Linked DNA regions of Homo sapiens: region 2 is linked to region 1. Evidence: chromatin contacts called from ENCODE Hi-C or POLR2A ChIA-PET data. All regions are on one chromosome and are shown on one strand. The core of a region is the stretch at or near the end of the contact, and the rest is flanking DNA. Distances in the headings are between cores, read along the strand shown.

The links. Hi-C counts contacts between places; a loop is a spot of excess contacts on that map. ChIA-PET counts read pairs that join two places held with the same protein, here RNA polymerase II (POLR2A). Pooled maps may share reads with other maps.
Region 2: a map of GM12878 shows a loop between it and region 1 (2.3-fold over the local background). The contact joins the promoter of KAZN here to the enhancer-like site in region 1. A Hi-C loop is called at or near these places in 1 of 168 maps with a recorded cell type or tissue (GM12878), 3 of 37 single-sample maps with no recorded cell type and 3 of 50 pooled maps. POLR2A ChIA-PET finds 5 or more read pairs at or near these places in 1 of 52 experiments (WTC11).

Annotation. Positions count from the first base shown.
Region 1 is chr1:14,516,017-14,519,971 of GRCh38, forward strand. It overlaps a transcript of KAZN not described here. Among named protein-coding and RNA genes, the nearest start is that of KAZN, 81 kb to the right of the region's middle. RefSeq lists enhancers at 911-2,110, 1,258-1,527. Within about 2 kb of position 1,544, at least 5 of the 41 ENCODE cell types and tissues checked have a DNase peak (open chromatin) inside an H3K27ac peak, as active enhancers do; they include GM12878, where a contact is called at or near this core.
Region 2 is chr1:14,596,841-14,600,525 of GRCh38, forward strand. KAZN (kazrin, periplakin interacting protein) reads left to right here and starts at 1,845. Exons shown (of 15, transcript NM_201628.3): 1 at 1,845-2,383. The coding sequence starts at 2,158. RefSeq lists a silencer at 2,512-2,671.

The DNA of each region.
Region 1 (3,955 bases), core at 294-2,793:
ACAGAAAAATAGTAAATTAGTAAGATGGTACTCCAACTGCCTGGCCAACCAGGTTCTAGAAACTGTGTTCTGGTCTGAATTCTCAGGTGTTTCGCTTGAGCAGCAAGTCGAACGTAAATTAACTGAAAAACAGCAGGATTTAGTCTTTCTGTCTGCTTCTTTGATGGTGCTGAAGGTTAGAGCAGGTTACAGAGCAAAATAACCAGCTCTGATGTCATTCCCTGCTCTCTCTCATGATCTCTCTGCCCTCCTTTTCTCTGTGTTGGCTTTACTCTCTAACAGGCTCTCCCTCGTGGTGGTAAGATGATCAACAGCATCAGCAGCATCTCTTCTCACCGGCAGATCAGAGTGGTTTAGGTGAACTGACCCAAGCCCTTGGATGTAGAGAGAGGAACAAGACCTAGGCCTGGTCAACCAGCATTTCCATGCCCTTGACCACAGTGATTGGCTCAGAGATGAGCACATGACCCACGTCAGGCTAATGAGACTCAAGTCTATGAGTTTATGCAAAGTGTTAGGAAGCAGAGTTCTCTTCTGCGAGAAACAACAGACTCTTAACAAATATTTACTGAGTCAAGGGTCAATGAATGAGTGACTGATGTTGGAGTCATTTTATTGTATCAAGGTATTTGTCTTGTATGTTTGAAGCTCTGACTCTGTTCCCAACTGTCAGCTCCTTGAGGGCAGGCACCATGCCATCTCCCTTCCTATTTCCAAAGGGGGAAAAATAAATCAGTCCTTACCTATTGGTTCCTGTCCTTTTCCCATCCACAGCTCCATTTCTCTAACAAGAACCAGCCTTCTTCTTCTTTTCTATCACCTTCAATTTCTGCACATAGACTTTCTCGGTAAGAAAAGGCAGTCAACAAAATGTGTGTTTTAAATCATCTGTGTTCTCCTAGAAGTAAAGAATCTCATTGTAGTGGTGGTTGTTTTGCCTGCCAGGTACCCATTTACTAGTTTTCTGATATAAAACATTGCTCTTACTTTAGGGAACCATCTCTTCTCACTGGCAGGTCACAGTGGTTTAGGTGAACTGACCCAACCCCTTGGATGCAAAGAGACAGAGAGAGGCATAATACCTACACCTGGCCAACCAGTGTTTTCCATTACCTTGGCCACAGTGATTGGCTCAGAGATGACCGTGTGACCCATGCCAGGCTATGAGACTCAAGTCTATGAGTTTATGCAAAGTGTTAGGAAACAGAGTTCTCTTTTTCTGTGGGAATCGTGAAGCTCGTAGAATGTAAGCAAGTTGCTGCTGATGCTGGTGATCATCTTACCACCAAGAGGGAGAGCCTATTAGAAAGTAAAGCCAACACAGAGAAAAGGAGGGCAGAAAAATCATGAGAGAGAGCAGGGAATGACATCAGAGCCCCTTGATCCAGCCACACCCGAAGCTAAATCTGCCCCTGGACTTTCCAATTTGTGAGCCAGTAAAAATCCCTTGTTCTAACTTACTCAGTTTGAGTCATTTCCAACCAAAAGGTTAATGCAGAAATCAAACTGACAATAAGAAGCCTGGAACACATGCCTTAGCGCCATTTGTGACTCACAGCATGAGCTTAAGCTCTTCCAGTCCTGCACAGACAACAAGTCGGGCTACAATCATGAGAAACACCTTAGAGCAAAAGCTGGAAATATTTGGGTAGAAAAGAACATTTGTTTATCTTCCAGCTCATACACAGTGGATGTGCAATCCTAATCTCTTTTTAAAGGGCAGTTCTTTGGAACAGGATGCTGCTTAAATACCAGGTCCACACAGCTGCCAAGAGGAACATCATCCAGTTATTATTTTTCAACAGCAGTGAAGTGGATGGATGGCTCCACATTTTCTCATTGCCATAAAACAAAGCAGAAGAATATAAGCCATTTTAGCTGTAAGTGTGTGCTCAGCCCCTGGGAACAATGAGAAGGAAATAGAGTACAGGAAATGAAGCTAACATTGCCAAGCACCTACTGTCTGTTTCAGAATGAGTGATGGGTGTTTTACACTCATTTTTGGGATTGGAGTTCTGGGTTCAAGCCCAAGGTCTGCCACTGACTGGCTACAGGACCTTGAACAAGCCACTTATTTGCTCTGGCCTTTCACGTTAAATGGGGTAGTTAGTCTCTGTCATTATCAGAGAGCCATGCTTGGTAACTGGAGTCTTTTTGAAGGCTTTTTTTTTTTTTTTTTTTTTGGGCAGAGTCTCGCTGTGCCACCCAGGCTGGAGTGCAGTGGCACAATCTCCACTGCAACCTCCATCTCCCAGGTTCAAGCGATTCTCCTGCCTCAGCCCCCTGAGTAGCTGGGACTACAAATGCGCACCACCACGCCCAGCTAATTTTTGTACTTTTAGTAGAGACAGGATTTCGCCATGTTGGCCAGGCTGGTCTCCAACTCCTGACCTTAGGTTATCCGCCCGCCTCAGCCTCCCAAAGTGTTGGGATTATAGACATGAGCCACTGCACCCAGCCTGTTTGAAATCATTTTTAAAGAAAAAGTAAGAAAGCATTAGGAATGTCAGCTGATTAGAGTCCCAGGTGATGAATTTGCCAAGGAAGAGATGATCTGCTCTCGTCGCTTCATCTACAATATTTGGGCTGATGAATACAGCCTTCCCATTGCTGTTGAGCTGTGTGACAGTGCTCGTAGGAGCTCCTGCCCTGACATCAAACAGCCCGGCTTCCCGTCCAGGCTCCAGCACTACCACACTGTGTGTCCTCCATCAAGCCTCCATTTTCTCATCAGCAAGATGGTGAAAATACAAGGCTATTAGGAGAATCAACATAGATACTATATTTTGAGAGCTGTGCACAGTGCCAAGCACGTAGGTGCTCAATAATTGCTAGTAGTTAATATTTTGAGAGCCAAATCTGATGCTTTTATTGGAATGTGCTAGATCTGAAAATGCTAGAAGCAGGGATGGAAGGCAAGTTTCATCTGCATGGGGACCCAACTTCGGAGATCCTGTTGCTCTAGGGACCCTGAATAATGAGGCAAGTATTTTGCCTTCTTTGGGCCACCATTTCCTTAGCCATAGGTGAGGGGTAGGAAGGGAGTAAGGGAAGCGGAGTTTAGAAATAATCTGTCCCTGAGTCCCATTCAGCATGGACTGCCTATGATTCTAAAATAATTGGAAATTTTTAAAAAAAAATTTAAATAATAAAAACAAAAAGTTTCTGGAATCAAAGAAATAGCCCCTGACTACACAGCTTGAAATGGACCCTACAGGCAAGGAGAGGAGGGCCCAAGGCACAGGACTGAGCTGCAGTTTTGTAGTTTGCAAAGAAAGCAACCCTCTGCTTTGCTTTAGATGGCCTCCGAGGCCAGTTCTTTGGGCAGAATCCAGAAACAGGAAGAAGTTGCAGAAGAGAAGAGGCAAAGAAACAAAGAAAGGACTTGTCTGAGAAAAGCAGCCAAGAGCAGCATACATGTCAGGGACAGTGAGGGTGCTGAGCGGCAGATACTACCCTCGTGGGTATCCTCCCTCAGTTGAGGCTCTTCCCCTCTCCCAGTTTTTCTTACCCCCAGTGGCACAGATTGCCTTTGGAGAGAGCTGACCTGGGAGAAAGAAAGTCCACTTTTGAGTTTCTAAAGCCTAGGCCAGGGCACGAGAGAGATATGAAAGCATAAGTGGTGAATATCCTCCCATCTGGAGGGAAGAAAAGAGAGTAAGAGGGAAAACAGAGAAAATGTGGATGCCAGAGCACCCTGGACCCTGCATTACCCCAAGAGACTTTGGGGGATTCCAGCCCATGGATGACCTGAGAGATGCAGGAGGATCCCCAGAGTCCCATGTGTCTGGCATGACCCAGCAGCAGGAGAAATGTCTGAGCTAGAAGTGGATAGGCCTGGGTTGGCCTCACAGGGTTCCCTGTGCCAAGCATGAAGTCAGAACATAGAGTGTCCTCAGGCACCCAGAGGGCCCCATGATGGTGTGGGAGCTGTGGATGCTTCCCACGAGCCCAG
Region 2 (3,685 bases), core at 595-3,094, 81 kb after region 1:
TTGATGGACATTTGGGTTATTTCTGCCTTCTGGCTACTAATGAACAGTGCTGCTATGAACATTCATGTACAAATTTTTGTTTGGATATTTGTTTTGGACATATACCTAGGAGTGGATTTGCTGGGTCGTATGGTAATCCTATGTTTAACTGTTCAAGGAACTGCTAATATGTTTTCCACAATGGCTGCACCACGGCATCCCCCTTTTCAAGACCCACACAGCTCTGTAGTTTTGATGCTCTCCCCATAACGTAACTGAAAGACTGCAAAGAACTGAATCCTGGTTTGCAGATACACTAAGCAGTTCTAAGTGCCTTGGTTGGTCCAGTTGGTAAGAACTTGTGTTAATGAGGTTAAGGTCAGGGTTCGATCCCCGAACTGACCCATTAGCTGAGCAGAGCGGACAGAGTGAAGAATTGTGTCTTCCTGCCACATGCTCCACCATCAAATCCTGCCCTCTTGCAAAAGCTTGTTAGTGGTCACAGGGGAATGGAGCAAGACTGTTTTTATGGTTCCACAGAAAAGGGGGGAGAAATCTATCATCCAAGGCCTCCTGAAGGCGCAGCAGGAGGAACTTGCAATCAGATGATTACTTTCTTCCAGTCCCGCTGTCACCTGGTTTCTGCGGGCCCCTTAAGTAAATTGCTTAACCCTATGCAGAGCCTCAGTTTCCTTATCCCTAAAATGGGAATAATAATCCTCACTCACAAGAGATAAGAATGCATATAAAAGCACTCTACACGCAGTTTTTGCTTGGTTCTTATGGGCTTCCTGTAAGAACCTGAAGGGTGGGCAGCCTCATTTTTCCTCGCAGCACCCCACTGGCTTCTGCAATCTGCTCTTTGCTGCTCTCCGGAGGTTGACTGAGCTGGAATGATGGCGCCCTGTTGACCAGAGGGTTGCTGGCTGTTTTAAATTGTCCTATTTGCATGGAATGAAGTTTGCTATGGTAACAAGGTCTGGTGGCTGGAATCCAGGGCCCCAGTGAAAAATGCAAAGCCTGTGGTCTGGGAGAGAAAGAGGAGCTGGAGAGGGCATATCAACGTCAGGTTACCTCAGTTCTTCTGTGAAGAGGGGATGGGTAAACTGAGGCAGCAGGGCTCAACTCTTCTGCTCCCAGTAGAAGAAAGGGAAGAAGCCCCATCGACGCCTTCCTTCTTATCTCTCAACCTCATCTCTGTCCCCGCCAATATTCAGCCCGGCTAAGAAGCTTAGGAGCTGGCTAAGGCTGCTCCTCCACCTGGATGCACACACAGGGCTAGGGCTGTGGAGAGGCGGGAGCACCAGCGGCCCACGCCGAGGAAGATAGGCGCTCCCTCCTGGGGTGGGCAGCGCAGGTCTGGCCTGCGGGTGGGGGGTGGAGAGTGAGAGGCACGCGGGGCACCAGCTCAGCTCCCCTCTGGGGATTTCGTACTCGCAGTTTAAGGAACCGGTGGAGCACGAACTCCACTCCTGAGCTGGCGCAAGCGTCTCCCTTCCATGGAGATCCACCCCGGCTCCCCTCTGAGGCCCCCTTTCCAAGCACCCTCTCTTCCGAGCACCCAGCACCTCCCCAACCTTAGCACGGCTCGGGGCACCAGTTCTCCAGGGCGGGGGCTGCCCCACCGCTCAAGGGAGGGGACAGAGGGCCGGCCTCGGTCCAGGCGACCCCTGCCCCTCGCCAGGGGCGCCACCTTGGCCCCCTCCCGACTGCCGTCCGCCGCCTCCGCCCCCCCGGGGGGTGTGTCTCCGAAGTACGGGGGCGCGGGAGGCCAAGGGTGCCCCCAGCCTCCGACCGAGACCCCCTCCCGAGCCGGCGGCGAATGGTAGGCTCCATTTAAAGAGTGCCTGGTGGCGCGCGGTGTCCTTCTTGGAGCAGCTCTCGGCGCCCGCCCGCCGGGGTCTCGGCGATCGCTGCTCCTCCTCCTCCTTCTCCTCCTCTTTTTTCTCCTCCGCCTCCTCCCCCCGCCGCCTCGCCACCGCCGCGGCTAGGGCTGGAGGCGCCGCTGTCATTCCTGTGCCGGAGGAACCGGCGCTGCCGGTGCCTGGGGGTCGGGGCGCGGGCGAAGCCGGGCCGCGGAGGACACAACAGGTAGAGCCGGGGGTGCCCGGCCGCGCGCCCCCCGCGCATCATGCAGCTCTTTGTCACCTCTCTCGCCCCCAGGCCAAAATCCTGAGCATGATGGAAGACAATAAGCAGCTCGCGCTCCGCATCGATGGGGCGGTCCAGTCGGCCAGCCAGGAGGTGACCAACCTGCGAGCCGAACTCACGGCCACCAACCGGAGACTGGCGGAACTGAGCGGCGGCGGCGGCCCCGGCCCGGGCCCGGGAGCCGCGGCCAGCGCCTCGGCGGCGGGGGACTCGGCGGCGACGAACATGGAGAACCCCCAGCTTGGAGCGCAAGGTAGGATCGCCCCGGCGCCCAGGGCGGAGGAAGGCGAGCAGAGCACGCCCGGCCTCGGAGGTGGCCGGGGACCCGGGGTCCCCCACACCCGGGGCGAAATCGCTTTGCATTCTGGCTTGTAACCCTTTCCGCCCGGCGGTGGCCACCGCTGCTCTCCGGCTGGGAGTTGCAGGCTGCTGTCATTCACGAAAACCCGAGCGCAGTGTGCACGGGGTCACACGGTCACACCGGCCCCGGCCAGCCTGAGCGAGGCGCAGCCGGCGGGTCCCTTCCGGCATCAGAAAGTGCCCTTTCCGTGGCACCAGCCCCCTAGCTCCGTGCAAACTTTTCATGCCGGGGCCTTTTCCCCACCCCCCGCAGGGGTGAATGGCACAGTTCCCCCCACTTCCTTAGGCTCCTTCCCAGAGAGAGCTCCGGGCTCTGCCGCCGTGGTTGGGATAGAGGATTGCACTGCTGTGCACTTTTCTCCGCGGATGCCAAATCCCTTGGCTCAGTTGCATCTGGACTTTATTTTCTTCTCATTTGAGGTCTCTCAGGCATTGGAATCTATAGATGCAACAGTAGATGCTCAGCTCAGCAGGGAGTTTAAATTTCCGCAAATATAAACACCGAGAGCACTTTCCAGGGGGATACTGTAGACCTCAAAGGTTGAGCGGTAGAGAAATGAAGGCTTAGGGTGGTGGGCTGCAGGGAGCCCGTTTGAAGGGACTCTGCGGTTTAGAGAAGAGGAAGAAAAAGACAGTTGGTTTGTGTTCACATTGACAGAGATTAAGCTCTGAAACCCCCTGCAAGACATAAAGGCGGATGGGGCATTCCCTAAAATGTACTGTTTGGTTTCTGTGACTTAGAAAGTAAAAGGGTAAGCAGGCTTTGGGGGATTTTTTTTTTCTTTTTGCCTAATTGCCCTTTAAGAAACAGTATCACTGGTTATTAATATCATTTGAATTGCAAATTAAACTGCTGAAATCCAGAACAGGACAGAAACAAATCTCCAGTCCATGAGGTCCACTTGTCTAAATATGTCACTTGAAGTGCAAGGTACCAATTGCTCAGTGGCTCAAAATGATTTTCTGGTTCTGTTGTCATTTCAAGAGCTTCTCTTGAGGGTTGAGAGAGTCTGTTTTCCTAAGAATCTGGTTCTCTCCATCAGTCTCTGTTTCCACCTTATCTTCCTGGGAAGGTGTGCTTTCTTTGAGGTGAGATGTGAAGCCTGCCCACGTGCAGTTTTATGTCGAATTCCAAGTCAGATCTTAACTTGGTACTCCCGGAGCCTGTTGGAAGTCTTAGGAATTGGGGGGAGTA